Regions from separate parts of the Mus musculus genome. Here region 2 is linked to region 1. Evidence: chromatin loops called from intact Hi-C (ENCODE). Cell type or tissue: left cerebral cortex. All regions are shown on one strand.

Region 1 (8,000 bases):
ATGTATAGTGCACATACATGCCTGCAAAACACTCATACATGTATTTTACAAATATGGGTGGTGGTGGTGGTGGTGGTGTTTGGTGTCTGTGTAGCCCTAGCTGTCCTGGAAGTAAGGCATCTACCTGCCTCTGCCTCCTGAGTTCTGGGATTAAAGGCTAACTGCCTGGCCTAACACTCATACACGTAAAATAAAACAATTAAATCCTTTAAAAGATTGTAGAAAATCCAAGAGCCCATACTTAAGGCTTTTAATACCCAGGAAGGCACACGGCTAAGAGAATTTACAGCTTACCATTTCTGATACTCTCAGGGGTTGGCAGACCTGCAGCTCAAATTAAAACAGCAAAATCATATTTTCTCTTTCATTCATGAAAAAGAAATCAGTAGTGGTGGAAACATGTCCAGATCTGGTTAGTATCACTTACTTACATTTATTTATACTTGTCACACAGCTTCATTTAATCAACCAACCTTTCTTTCTCTCTCTCTCTCTCTTTCTCTCTCTCTCTCTCTTTTCTTTTCTTCTCTTTTCTTTCTTTCTTTCTTTCTTTCTTTCTTTCTTTCTTTCTTTCTTTCTTTCTTTCTTTCTTTCTGAGACAGAGTCTTACTATGCAGACAGAGCTGGTCCTGAGCTTACAGAGATCTGCCTGCCTCTGCCTCCCAAGCTTCCAAGTGCTGTAATCAAAAGTGTTTGCCACCAAGTCTGTCCCCATCAACCCACTCTCTCAGACAGACAGGAAGAAAGAGAGAAAAGAAAGGAAGGAAGGAAGGGAGGAAGGAAGCCAGCCAGGTTAGGTGTGGTAGTATACACCTTTAATCTCAGCACTCAGAAGGCAGAGGCAGATGGATCTCTGTGCATTTAAGGCCAGCCTTATGTACATAGGAAGTTCCTGGTCAGCTCAGGTTTCATAGTGAGCTCTGTCTCAAAATATAGTACATATATAAGTTAGTGGTCTAAATTTCTGCTGCATTAAGACGCTGGAAAAAGAGGAACTGTTATGAAGGGCTTGAAGATAACCTCCCATTATTAGCGAAATACTGAGTTTCCTTCCCTAAGATCTAGGACAAGAGGTCCTTTTTCACCCCCACCCCACCCCCAAAACAACAACAACAACAAAACTATAAACCCAAAACCAATCAACCAAATAAAAACCATGCTGGTAGCCGGACGTGGTGGCACACGCCTTTAATCCCAGTACTCGGGAGGCAGAGGCAGGCGGATTTCTGAGTTCGAGGCCAGCCTGGTCTACAAAGTGAGTTCCAGGACAGCCAGGGCTATACAGAGAAACCCTGTCTCGAAAAACCAACCAACCAACCAAACAAACAAACAAAAACCATGCTGGTGCCCACAATGGTTGTATCTACATTCATAATAATCCCGCTCTTGCACAGTTACTGGGTTGGTTTGTTAATTTGTTCTTTGTTTCTCACTCAATGGAGTAAACTTTTTGTTCTGGTTTGATTTTTGAGACAGTATTTCCCTGTGGAGCCTTGGCTGTCCTGGAACTCACTTTGTAGACCAGGCTGACTTCAAACTCCCAGAGATCCACCTGCCTCTGACTCTCAAGTGCTGGGACTAAAGGCATGCAACCACTATGGTTAGCTAAGGGCAGTAGTATCATTCATGGGTTGCATGCATATTGATATATAACCCGTATACACAATTCCAATTACATTAGTATTAATTAGCACCCTTAGCACAGTGCTGAGATGTGGTTATGCAAGGTAAAGGTATTCTTGCCAGGTAGCTCTCTGCAAGACTGCAGCATCCTTTACTGCCAAACCCTGGGCCTCACTGATTTGCATACAAAGAGCCTTTACTGAAGGATTACACCAATAGCTACCCAGCTCTCAAACTGTTGTCAACTTTCCTATACACTACTGCATTTTTTTTTTTTGCCCTTCTCTATCTGGGTCAGCCTTACCCAGGTCAGCCTTAGTCATGCCCTGCTTCCATGGCCATCAGCTCAGGCAACAAGGACCTAACTGCCCCCTCTCTGTGTGCTAGAGTTACAGCTGCTTAACTAGGAGCCTGGCTCTTACATGGGCTCTGGGGATCCGAACTCAGTTCCTCATGCTTGCATATCAAGCACTTTGCCCACACTGAATCGTCTCCCCAGCTCTGAAGTTAAATCTTTCTTTCTTTTTCCTTTTTTTTTTTTTTCAAAACAGGAATTCCGCTGTGTAGCTGTGTAGCCCTGGCAGTCACTTTGTAGATCAGGCTGAGATCCACCTGCCTCTGCCTCCCAGGTGTTGGGATTAAAGGCATGTGCTACCACTGCCCAGGTGGTTCTCAACCTCTGGGTCTCCACCCCTTCAGGGGTCAAACAACCCTGTCACAGGGGTCCCCTAAGACTATCAGAAATACCAGATATGGGCTGGTGAGATGGCTCAGTGGTTAAGAGCACCGACTGCTCTTTCGAAGGTCCTGAGTTCAAATCCCAGCAACCATTATGGTGGCTCACAACCATCCATAACAAGATCTGACGCCCTCTTCTAGAGTGTCTGAAGACAGCTACAGTGTACTTACATATAATAAATAAATTAATCTTAAAAAAAAGAAAAGAAATACCAGATATTCAAAATTATGAAGTAGCAATGCAAATAACTTTATGGTCAGGGGTCACCACAACTATGAGGAACTTTATTAAAGGGTTGTAGCATTAGGAGCGTTGAGACTCACAGGATTAACAGGTAAAAATGCTTTCTGCCAAGCCTGGCAACCTGAGTTTGATCCCTGGGACCCATGTGACAGAAGGAGAGAGCCTATCCCTGCAAGAATATTCTTTGACCTCCACACGTGTGCCATGACACGTGTCCCCTCCCCCCTGGAATAAAAAAAAAAAATAAATGTAAAAGATCTTAAATACTATAACATGGCAGTAAAATTGAATTTATTTTTGTTTCTAAAAATTTAAGCCTACTTATCTACCAGCTAAAGATAGTTTTCTTGGCTCTTTAGAGATTCCACCAGAAAACTCCCAGATGCCAATAACTGAAGAGAAGCACGGAGCCTGTGAAATGCCTGTGAAGTCAAGTCCAATGGCTCGCAAGGATCCTAAGTGAATAAAGAGTCTGAGGGGACTTTTTCTGTACAGCTAGTCTCAGCGGGAAAGCAGCTCTGCCTGGGAAGCCCTGAGGGAAAAAGGCCCACAGATGTGTTTATGGAGAGGCTTTTGAAACCAGGAGATCAGTTTGGCCAAAGATGGAAAAGGAGCTAGCTCTTGAAGCTGCTTCCGAGAGGGGCAGCAGGTGCCAGTTTGTACGTTGTCAAGTTGAGACAATCCAGAGCCCCAACCCAAAACACTAAGGCAGATCCAGTGAAACCCGAAGGGCCCTAACAGAGCTAGGCTGGAAAGGAGCCTGTGGGGCCCTTCACGAATCAGAACCCACAGAATTCCCACAGTAGTTAGCGACAAAGAAGGGCTGGGATTGTAGCCCTGTTGGTAGAGTGCTTGCCTAGCGTACACAAGGCTCTGGGTTTGATTCCTAGCACGTGATAAGACTGGGTGTGGTGGATCCTGGTGCAAGAGAAGTGGAGACCTGAGGAAGTTCACTCTCTGTCCTGTCTGTGAAAGTAAGACTGTCTCAACAGAGGTCAGGGGAAGACTGTTGAGATGGTGACCTGAGTCTCATCTCCAGAGCCCACGTAAAAGTGGTGGGAGAGAGAGGGAGAAAGAGAGAGAGATAGAGAAAGATATATATATATATATATGTATATATATATATATATATATATATATATATATATATAGAGAGAGAGAGAGAGAGAGAGAGAGAGAGAGAAGATAAACACAGCTGAGTGACTAAGGAAATATATCCTTTCTTTCTTTCCAGTGACTATGATCTCCAGGTCTGGGGTAGCTATGAAAGCTCTCCCCCTCTCTCCGTTCTATCTCTCTAGATGGAATTTTCTTCTCTGTCTAGACACCAGGGTTTGAAGTGGGCCCAGTGAGAATGAAGTTCCCATTAGGAGATAAACAAGAGGTACAATAAAGTTATTATGTTCTCTACGGAGCTTGGAAAATTGTGGCAATTCTTCTTGCACAAAGCCAGCCGCCTCTGCAAAGTGTCAACTGGCATCCCCTGGAGCTCGGGGCTCTCTGGCGGAGCCTCTGTTTATGAGACAGGCAGTTTCTTCTTGCAGTTCCCTTTCTCATGACTCCAAAATTGAAACTTTCCCTTCTTCCTTCCTCTCCCCTTCCCCCTTGCTTCTGTTCTCTCTTTCTCTCCCTCTGTGGCATGTGCTAGGCAAATACCATGGAGCTGCTGTCCAGCCCTCAATCTCTCGTTTATTTGATTATTGTTTTCCTTGGATAAGCTCTCCTGTAGAGCTGGTCTTGAATTTATGATCAGGTGTTGCTGTCACCTCCCGGAGGACAGGACTGCAGCCCAGGCTGTACGTAGGCACAAAGCTTCTGATGGTAGATTTAAGCAGTTGTCAAAGGGTTTGGAATTAAATGAAAAATAAGGCAATTGAAAAACAATGACACTATTAACTTCAGAATACATAGATAACCAAACAGGGCAGGGTGTTGCAAGCCTGAAATCTCAGCACTTGAAAGACTGAGGCAGGAGAATTGCCAAGAGGTGGAGGCACCCTGGGTATACATCAATATCTCAGTATCTCAGCCCTGTGCCTTGATGCTTGCCTGCAATCCCGGCACTTGGTTTAAAGGAGTTCAAGGGCAGACTAAGCTATAAAGTGAAATCCCGTCTCAAACAAACAAACAAACAAACAAATCCTATTTCAAACTTTTTTCTACTTTTTTTTTTTTTATTTTTTGAGAACTGTGGTGGTTTGACTAAAAAATAGCCCTCATGGGTTCCTAGGGACTGGCACTGTTAGGAGGTGTGGCCTTGTTGGAGTGGGTGTGGCATTGCTGGGGGAAGTATGTCACTGGGGTGGGTCTTGAGGTTTCAGACCCTCAAACCAGGGTCTATGTGTCTCAGTTGCTTCCTACTGTCTGTAGATCCGGATGTAGACCTCTCAGCGGCCTCTCCAGAACCATGTCTGCCTGCAGGCTGCTAGGCTTCCTGCTATGACCAATAATGGACTGAACCTCTGAAGTGTAAGCCAGGCCTAACGAAACACTTTTCCTTATAAGAATTGCTGAGGTCATGGTGTCTCCCACAGCAACAGAAACCCTAAATAAGATAGAAGGGACTTTTTGTTTATCTTTGTGTAGTTGTTTTGTAATATTTATCTATTTAACTTATATTTTACCTCTAAAGAGGTAGGGCTGGGGCATAAACTGAGGTAAAAACCTGCTAGCTGAGCGAGGTTATCTTTATTTTCTTAACTACATACGAAGAATTTATTTACAAGCCTGACCCTACAGCTAAACTGCCAGCTCTTGAGAAATCTCTTTCTGTGTCATACTACTGAGCTAGCCTATCTTTCTCTTGAGCTCTCCAAACCCAAGAGGGCTCCTTAGCTCTCTTTCCTAGAATCCTGTTTTACCTGTGTCCTGCCAGCTGCTTCTCTGCTGTTCCGGCAAGCCCAAAGAGGAAATCCCTATCTCTTACCCAGAGCTCCTTCCATAAAGGCTCTTCCAAGCAGAGAGAGAGAGAGAGAGAGAGAGAGAGAGAGAGAGAGAGAGAGAGAGAGAGAGAGAGAGAGAGAGAGAGAGAGCTCTATCAAAGGCCTGACTGCTATGCTTCGGCAGGCTGAACCATGTCACCATCATGGGGGGAGGGGAGGGATCCAAGCCATATCAGTAGGAGTTGAACCATTTCACTGTGGGGCAGCTCAAGGCCATCCAGCTGATGGCCCTTGGGTCATTAGAGCAAAGACCACAAGACCTCTCCCAAGCAACTTACCTGAAAACATGCAGGCACTTTCCAGTCTTCAGCATTCTTATCTATGGAGGCTTTTAGAGCCACACCCCTATCTGCAGCTGACAAATATCTATTTAAGCTTGTATAGTTTGCTAACAATTAGGTTTTCTACGTACAATAATCAAATATCTTGTAACATTGTTTTAAAATAAAAATTCTTGCTGTGGCTCTGGTTAGCCCAGAATTCATTATGTAGATTAGGCCAGCCTCAACTTCTTGACCATCCTCCTTCCTCAGGCTCCCCAGTATTGAGAGTGTAGATGCCACCATATCACCACAACATTCCAAACTTAGTATTAAAGCTTGTTGCCTTTTTTTGCACTCACCAATAAAATAAACTTCCACACAGTTAGTGAGTACACACATGTATCACACACATATACATGAATGCAGATATATGCACACAGGCCCTGGCACATGAACATATATATCATGATCAGCATTTTAAGGATTTATTTTGACCTATTAAAATTTACAATCCCCTGCTAATTAGTCTGAGGAATTTCCACATATCCATCAGACTCATAAATTACTCAAGTCAAGTACAATTCTCTCCCTGGTAGAACCACCCATTTGTTCTTTGTGGGTGTGCACATACATTTTTTTTCCTGAACCTTTTAAACGGAGTTCTTAGGAGGCTTAGAAGACAACTATTCCTTTTGATGTCACATACTTTCGTGTATATTGCCAAAAACAGGGCATTCTCTTACACAGTCCATACAGTGACCTAAATTATTTTTTTTTATTTTAATCCTTTAATGTCTAATTCAAAGTCTATTCAAGTTTCATAAGCTGTTCTTCCCAGCTCTCTCTTTGTCCGTATCCAGAGCCAACTCAAAACTGGGTGTCATGTGTGGCCGTGATAGTGTAGCCGTCACCTGTTACCTGATAAAGTTCCTCAGATGAAAACATGGTCAGGGATTTTATAGAACGACATTCAATTTGGGTTTGGCTGATGTTCCGTATAATTAGACTTGGTTTATGTGTTTAAGCAACCCTGCATCATTCCTAGAGTATTACAACAGAAGGAACACCTTGTCTGATTGTCCTGGTGTGACTAATGTTCAAGATAATCATTGGCTGACTGTGGGGGCCACCAGAATTTTCCATCAAAAAGTCAGTTTTTCTCCATGTATAAAATACTGTCATCTTTGAAAAGACATTTTGATATCTTTGACATTTTCTGAGGCAGGGTCCCATGTAGCTCAGGCTGGCCTCAAACATGATACATAGCTCATAGCCTTACCTCCTTGCCTCCGTTTTTCTAGTGCTGGTACTAAAGGTGTGGGTTACCGTATTTAGTTGTGTATGTGCTGAAAACAGAAGGCACCTTAGGCTTTGTGCTAGCACTCTGCTAATGGAGCCACTTCTGCAGACTTCCTTCCTTCTGTTCTTTTTTATTTATTTATTTATTTAGTTAGTTAGTTAGTTAGTTAGTTTTTCGAGACAGGGTTTCTCTATATAGTCCTGGCTGTCCTGGAACTCACTTTGCAGACCAGGCTGGCCTCGAACTCAGAAATCCACCTGCCTCTGCCTCCCAAGTGCTGGGATTAAAGGCGTGCACCACCACCATCCTCCTTCCTTCTGTTCTTAAAGAATTGTGTATGCATGTTGGTCTACATGTAGTATGCACACCACGTATATGACAGTGCCCAAGGAAGGCCAGAAGAGGGTGTCCAATGCCCTGATACTGGAGTTGTGAACTTCCATGTGGTTGCTGGAAAGTGAACCTGAGTCCTCTGCATGCTCTTAGCCACTGAAACATCTCTCCAGGTTCCTCCCCTACCCCTTTCTCTGTTGTTTGCTAGTTTGTTTGTGTATTGTTTGTTTCTGAGTCAGTGTCTTCTGTAGCTTAGGTTAGACTGAAACTCCTTATCTCGGGTTGGTTTTGAGCTCAGCGTTCCAAGTTCTAGGGTCACAAACATAACACTACATCTGGCTCTAGTCTCTCATTTAGTGTGTGTGTATGTGTGTCTGTATATCTGTGTCTAAGCTACCTTTCTGTTGCTGTGAAGAGACACCATGACTAAGGCAACTTATAGAACCAAGAAGATATTGGGGCTGAGAGATTTAAAAGTTAGTCTATAACCATCGTGGTGGGGAGCATGACAATGGAATAGGAAACAGAGAGCTGTCTGGAAATGGCTTTGGCATATG
Region 2 (8,000 bases), 72 kb before region 1:
TCCTTAGAATGGGGAACAAAATACCCATGGAAAGAGTTACAGAGACAAAGTTTGGAGCTGAGACGGAAGGAAGGACCATCCAGAGACTGCCCCACCCGGGGATCCATCCCATAATCAGCCACCAAACGCAGACACTATTGCATATGCCAGCAAGAATTTGCTGACAGGACCCTGATATAGCTGTCTCTTGTGAGGCTGTGCCAGTCCCTGGCAAATACAGAAGTGGATGCTCACAGTCATCTAGTGAATGGAACACAGGGCCCCCAATGGAGGAGCTAGAGAAAGTACTCAAGGACCTGAAGGGGTCTATAGGAGAAACAACAATATGTACTAACCAGTACCCCCAGGGCTTATGTCTCTAGCTGCATATGTAGTAGAATATGGCCTAGTGGTCCATCACTGAGAGGAGAGGCCCTTGGTCTTGCAAAGATTATATGCCCCAGTACAGGGGAATACCAGAGCCAGGATTCGGGAGTGGGTGGTTTAGAAGCAGGGCAGGGGGAGTGTATAGTGGACTTTCGATAGTATTTGAAATGTAAATGAGCCAGGTGCGGTGGCGCACACCTTTAATCCCAGCACTCGGGAGGCAGAGGCAGGTGGATTTCTGAGTTCGAGGCCAGCCTGGTCTACAAAGTGAGTTCCAGGACAGCCAGGGCTATACAGAGAAACCCTGTCTCGAAAACAAAACAAAACAAAAAAATGTAAATGAAGAAAATGTCTAATTAGAAAATTGTTTAAAAAAAAAAAGAAGAAAGATGGGGTCTGTCTTAGTGGGCAACTCTTATAAGGACAACATTTAATTGGGGCTGTTTACAGGTTTAGAGATTCAGTCCAGTATCGTCAAGGCAGGAGTAAGGCCGCATCCAGGCAGGCATGGTGCAGTAGGAGGAGCTGAGAGTTCTACATCTTCATCCAAAGGCAATCAGGAACAGATTGGCGTCCAGGCAGCAAGGAGGAGGGTCTTAAAGCCCACACCCACCAGTGACACACCTTCTCCAAGGCTATATCTCCAAATAGTGCCATTCTCTGGACCAAACATATTCAAACCACTACAGTCTCTCTATATAACCCTGATGGATATGCCTGGCTCTGCCTCCTGAGTGCTGAGATTAAAGGTGTATACCACAATTGGCTCAAGTTTCTTTTTTTTTAAATTAGTTTGTTTTTCAAGACAGGGTTCCTCTGTGTAACAGTCCTGGCTAGCCTAGAACTCACTTTGTAGACCATACTATCCTTGAGCTAACAGAAATCCACCTGCCTCTTCTGGGATTAAAGATGTGCACTACAAGGCCTGTCTTTTTCATTAGTTTTTATTTTATGTATGTGTGTGAGTGCCTGTATATATGTATGTGCATCACATGAGACCCGAAGACCAGAGCTGGATATACATGGTTGTAAGCTGCCATGTGGGCACTGAAAAACTGAACCTGAGTCTACTGTAAGAACAGCAGATACTCTTTTTTGTTTGTTTGAGACAGGGTTTCTCCATATAGCCCTGGCTGTCCTGGAACTCAGTCTGTAGACCAGGCTAGCCTCAAACTCAGAAATCCACCTGTCTCTTCCTCCCGAGTGCTGGGATTAAAGGCATGTGCCACCACTGCCTGGCTTTTTAGTTATTTATTTTTAGATACTCTTTTTTAAAATTTTTTTAATTTTTTTTATTTATATGAGTACACTGTAGCTGTCTTCAGACACACACCAGAAAGGGGGGGGGGCATCAGATCCCATGACAAATGGCTGTGAACCACCATGTGGTTGCGAGAAATTGAACTCAGGACCTCTAGCAGAGCAGTCAGTGCTCTTAACTGTTGAGCCATCTCTCCAGCCCAGCAAATACTCTTAACAGCCATATATTTTCAGTATTTCTGATACCTTTGCCCAAGAGTCAAATATCAATGATATCCTATCTATCTAGCTATCTAGCTACTTATTTACCTACCTACCTATCTATGTACCTACCTACCTACCTATCAATTTTATTTTTTTCAAGTCAGAATTTCTCTGTACAGCCCTGGCTGTGGAACTTGCTCTGTAGAGTGGGCTGGCCTTATACTCAGAGATCCACCTGCTTCTGCTTCCTAGTGCTAGGATTGAAGGCATATTCCAGCACACCTGCCTTAAAGATTTATTTATGCATTTCATGGATACAGATACTTTCTCTGTTTGTAAAGTCTGCACACCAGAAGAGGGCATCTGATCCCATCATAGACAGTTGTGAGCCACCATAGGAGCGCTGGGAATTTAACTCAGGACCTCTGGAAGAGCAGAGAGTGCCCTTAAACCGCTGAGCCACCTCTCCAGTCTCTTTATTTATTTATCTTGTCATTTTAAATGATTTTGTTTGTTTAGCAGGAGGGCTTTTGGGGGAAGGAGGGGTAGCCTGTTTGGGGTTTGTTTGTTTTGAGAAAGGATCCTAATGTAGCTAGCCTAGGCTGCCCTTGAGTTTCTGACTCTCTGACCTCTACTACTAAATTCTGGGATTATAGGATGAGACTCCCAGGACTGTTGGCTGATCCTTGCTTTCTTTTTGCTGTCACACAGTATTTCACTCTTACTTCATATTCTGGAGAAGTACTTACTTAAAGTAATTATTGGTTGCAATTTTCTAAGCATTATATTAAATGTATTTGTTTGCCAGATCCTAAGATGTGCTGAGCTTCCTAAACCTGGACCTCGTCCTGATTGCCAAGACCTTAATATAGGAACAATAATAATAATATCAACAGTGCAGCCAAGCGGTGTTTGCTTTCCTTACAAAAAGCATACTGAAAAGTGTGTCTTCTGATGTGGGAGGAGATAAGATGCCGTCATGGTGAGAGCAGACAACTTGAATAAATTTGTAATCAGAGGATCACAGTTGATTGCAGGTGATTGCCTGAAGTGAAAGCTATTCCTAGGTTTGAAAGTCAATAAAGGGACCATTAAATAGATGCCTATCTCAGTCCTGAACATTTCTCTAATGAATTAGCATTCCCAACCCTTACATTTAAGTATTAAAAATTAATAAATGCTAATTATTGATTTGTGCTACAAAATCTATTACCTTGGATAATCATCTCTCATGTAAACTCACAGCATGTAATGATTTCCTTTCAAGAAATAATCTTCCACGCTTGAAAACTTATTAGACTTGTTTAGAAGAAACGCTGCAGAGAAAAGAGAACTGCTCCTTTCAAAAGGCAAATCATGATGTTGGGTGTAGCTCAGTGGCAGAGCGCATGCCCAATGTGCTGAGACCCTGGATTCAACCCCAATTCCAGTAGGAAAAGAAAGCAAACTATAAACACACACCGGGTATAAATGGGCTATGTAATACTTTTTGCTCCCAACCCATGGGAAAATGCTCTGAACAGAGATAAGTAAATCCCAGGTTCTCATACTTGACAGCTGAGATAAGGAACGGGAAGGATTACAAAGCTTTGCTGAGTCTTGCATTTGCTGAAGATCGTCCTGGAGATAAATCACCCAGTAAGAGGAAATGGTTAGGATGGGTTTCTGTTTTGTAGTCCCTCCCTAGATTGCCCTGGCTGGCTTTGAACTCAAAATCATGCTTCTACCTCCTGACTGCTGGGATTCTGAGCTTGTGTCACCAAGACTGGCCTTCACCTTTTGTTTGTTCCGTGTTGCCAGGAGTAGAACCTATAGCATACTAGGCTCTACCCGTGCATTCACACCCAGCCTCTGACCTTCATTTCTTATGTACAAGAAGTCCTCTGCCCAGAATTAGGAAACTGGAGGTTTAAAAAAATGAGGATGTTTCAATCCTACTTAGAAGGGGGAACAAAATATTCAAGGGAAGTAGAGGGTGAGGAGGGACTTTGGAGGAAGAGAGGAGGGGGGCAATGAGGGGCAGAATCAGGTATGGGAGGAGATGGAGATGTACAGAGGGTCAGGAATTTGAACAGAGGTATGTAGCAATGGGGGATGAAGAACTGGGAGTAGCAACTAGAAAGTCCCAGATGCCAGGAAAGCAAGAGCCTCTTAAGACCCCACAGGGATGACATTAGCAGAAATACCCCAAAAAGGGGAGGGAGAACCTGTGGAGACCATATCCAGAAGTTAGGCATGCCCCCCCCCCCCAGTTGAGGGATGGGACCACCTACCCATCTCCAAAAATGTAACCCAGAATTTTTCCTTTCTAAAGAAAATACAGGGACAAAGAGTGGAGCAGAGACTGAAGGAAAGGCCATGCAGAGACTGCCCCACCTGGGGATCCATCCCACATGCAGACACCAAACCCAGACACTATTGTGGATGCCAAGAAGTGCTTGCTGTCCAGAGCTTGATACAGCTGTCTCCTGAGAGGCTCTGCCAGACCCTAACCAATACAGATGCAGATGCTCGCAGCCAACCATCAGACTGAGCACAGAGACCCCAATGGAGGAGTTAGGAGGGACTGAAGGAGCTGAGGGGATTTATCTGACATCAATAGGAGGGGAGGCCGTTGGTCCTGTGAGGGCTTGATGCCCTAGTGTAGATGAATGCTAGGGCAGTGAGGGGGGAGTGGGTGGGTAGGGGAGCACCCTCATAGAAGCAGGGTAAGGGGGGATAGTATAGGAGGATTACAGAGGGGAAAACGGGAAAGGGGATAACATTTGAAATGTAAATAAATAAAATATCCAATTTTTTAAAAATGAGGAATCGAAACCAAACTGCAAAAAAAAAAAAAGAATATGAACTGCTACTTTTTCTTTTAGCGAGGGCACAAGTTGGTCTTAAACTCACTGTGTAGCCCAGGCTGGCATGAAACCACAATCTTGGTTCTACAGTACTGCATCTTTTGTATCCAGGAATTTGCAGAAAATGTTGTCTTAGTTAAGGTTTCCATTGCTGTGAAGAGACACCATGACCAAGGCAACTCTAATAAAGGGCAACATTTAATTGTGATTGGCTTACAGGTTCAGAGGGTCAGTCCATCATCACCATCATGATGGAAAGGAAGCATCTTGATGGGATGCTCTAACCCAGGAAGCCATGGCATTGGAGAAAGCGCTAAGAGCTCTAAATCTTGATCCCTTGGGAGCAGAGAGTGTGTGTCTGCTACTTTAGAGGTAGCTTGAGCATAGGAGATCTCACTTCCCCTGGGATGCACTTCCTCTAACAAAGCCACAAACCCTAATAGTGCCACTCCCAGCCGGCCAAACATCCAAACACATGATTCTATGGGGCCCATAATGATTTAAACCATCACAAATGTGTTCCCTTTGAAATATGTTTCAGGCAGGGCACAGGGAGACATGCCTTTAATCCCAACACTCAGAAGGCAGAGACAGAGGGATCTCTGTGAGCTGAAGGCCACCCTAGTCTACGTAGTCACTTCCAGGACAGACAGGACTATGTAGAAAGACCCCCGTCTCACACACACACAAAAGGTCTTAGTGTGGAGAGTTGGCTCATCAGTTAGTTAAAAGTGCTTGCTGCTTTTGTGGATGACCTGGATGACCCAGGTTCCATTCCCAACATCCATGTAGAAGCTCACAACTTGGTAATTCCAAGCCAAGGGAATCAGAGGCCCTCTTCTGACTTCTTTGGGCACCAAGCACTCACAAAGTGCACACATATACATGCAATGGTTTGTATAGGCTTGGCCTAGAGAGTGGCACTATTAAGAGGTGTGGCCTTGTTGGAGTAGGTGTGTCATTGTGAGCATGGGATTTAATACTTTCAACCTAGCTGCCTGGAAGCCAGTGAAGATGTAGAACTCTCAGTTCCTCTTGCATCATGCCTGCCTGGATGCTGCCTTGCTCCTGCCTTGATAATAATGGACTGAACCTCTGAACCTGTAAGCCAGCCCCAGTTAAATGTTGTCCTTATAAGAGTTGCCGGGCTGGAGAGATGGCTCAGCGGTTAAGAGCACTGACTGCTCTTCTGAATGTCCTGAGTTCAATTCCCAGCAACCACATGGTGGCTTACAACCACCTGTAATGAGATCTGACGCCCTCTTATGGAGTGTCTGAAGACAGCTACAGTGTACTTAAATATAATAAATAAATAAATCTTAAAAAAAAAAAAAAGAGTTGCCTTGGTCATGGTGTCTGTTCACAGCAGTAAAACCCTAAGACAATATATGTAGGCAAAACACTCATTCACATAAAACAATAAAATAGAAACATTTTTAATGCATGTGTGTGCATGTAGTGATGAGAGGACATGTTCGAATGTCCTCAGAGAAACTATCTACTGCCTTTAAGACAGGATATCTCACTGGCTCCCCACTTAGGCATCAGCAAGCCACAGGGGTCATCCTCCTGCCTCCGAGTGCTTGGATCACAAAAACCACCACTATGCCAAGTTTTTAAGTAGATTCTAAAAATCAAACTCAGGTTCTCATGCTTGCAAGGCAAGTGCCTAACTGACTGAGCTTCTCCCCCCCCCCCCCCCCAGTCCTCTTTCTCCTTAAACAGAATCAATTCAAATAGTGTTTGCCAGCTATTCCATGCTACAAACATTCTAGGTCCCAGAAGACAGTGTTAAAGTCCCTGTTCTCATCTGAGAATCATGTTACATTCAAAGGGGTTTTCCGGCTAACTTTGTGGTAGTGTTCACTGTCGTCTACACTTGAATCTGGGAAATATCTGAAGGATCCTGTGATTTGAGAACAGTGACTCTCAACTCAAAATCTAAAGCAGATTTCCATTTAATGCATGTGCTGTGAGATTTAGAATCACTGAGGAAACTAATCTCTGGAGTTGTCTGTGAAGACTTGTCTGGATTGAGTTAACTGAAGTAGGACACACCCAACATGGATTGGGGGTCTGAGACTGAATAAAAAGGGGGAAAGGAGGCAGAGACAGGGCTGATCTCTGGGAGTTCCAGGCCAGCCAGGGCTACAAAGTGATACCCTGTAAAAACAAAATGAAACAAACAAACAAACCGAAACCTGAGCATGAGCAGTCATGGGTCTCTCCTCCCTAACTGGATGCAATGTGACAGGCTGTTGCCTCCTATGCCTGCCACCAACACCCCTGCCCCTGCCCCACGGTGGAAGGTATTCTTTGAGATACAGTTACTATGTAACCTAGGCTAACTAGCCAAATAAACCCCTGAGTTGCTTTTGTCAGATATTTTGCACTTCAACAAGACAAGTAGCCAATGCACTTATAGCACACTAAAGAACAGCAGAATACAGTACTTGTTGTAGACACCCTAAGCCACGGTGGCTGAAAATGAATGCTGGGATAATGCTGAGAAGGAAAGAATTGGGTGTGTGGTAGGGCATACCTATAATTCCAGGAGTCTAGGAGTAAAGACAACAGGGTCAAGAGTTCAAGTTCATCCTTAGCTGTATATTGGAGACCAGGCTGGCATGTATATATATATATATATATATATAAACCTTTTGTCAAAAATAAAGTAACACAGAAAGTGAGGATTGTGGAGAGTGATGGAGTAACAGATTTGTTTGATTGTTTGTTTGTTTGTTTGTTTGTTTGTTTTGTGAGAAGCCTTAGGAGATTGCATGTTTGCACATGGGGTGTGTGTAGTGTGTGTGTGTGTGTGTGTACATACCAGCTTTAATTTTTTTATATTAAATATATAACATACATATGTATACGGGATGTGGATATGAGGATATACATTATATATGCATATAATTATTGTGTGCTTTACCTGTATGTATGTGCACTGGTTGAGTTTGTGTGTCAACTTGACACAAGCTGGAATTATCACGGAGAAAGGCATCTCAACTGAGGAAATGCCTTCATGAGATCCAGCTGTAAGGCATTTTCTCAATTAGTGATCAAGGTGGGAAGACCCATTGTGGGTGGTGCCATCCCTGGACTGGTAGTCTTGGGTCCTATAAGAAAGCAAAGCCGGGCATGGTGGTGCACGCCTTTAAACCCAGCACTTGGGAGGCAGAGGCAGGTGGATTTCTGAGTTGGAGGCCAGCCTGGTTTACAGAGTGAGTTCCAGGACAGCCAGGGCTACACAGAGAAACCCTGTCTCAAAAAAACAAAAAACAAACAAAAAGAAAGCAAGCTGAGCAAGGCAAAGCAAGC

The links. Hi-C counts contacts between places; a loop is a spot of excess contacts. Peaks named below come from ENCODE experiments on the same cell type or tissue, not always from the same donor. Only the 100,000 strongest peaks of a DNase experiment are listed, where the experiment ranks them.
Region 2: it touches region 1 in a loop (2.7-fold over the local background); 3 of 42 quality-filtered maps call a loop at or near these places.

What each region holds. Positions count from the first base shown.
Region 1 is chr12:75,755,639-75,763,638 of GRCm38, forward strand. The region is part of intron 3 of Gm40447; the gene reads right to left. Among named protein-coding and RNA genes, the nearest start is that of Sgpp1, 24 kb to the left of the region's middle. In left cerebral cortex, no CTCF peak of the experiment used is centred here; a DNase peak (open chromatin) is centred at 3,110.
Region 2 is chr12:75,684,103-75,692,102 of GRCm38, forward strand. It overlaps Gm34717 (a long non-coding RNA gene), which reads left to right. Exons shown (of 3, transcript XR_381697.2): 2 at 2,639-2,867; 3 at 4,145-4,162. Among named protein-coding and RNA genes, the nearest start is that of Gm40890, 14 kb to the right of the region's middle. In left cerebral cortex, no CTCF peak of the experiment used is centred here; no DNase peak of the experiment used is centred here.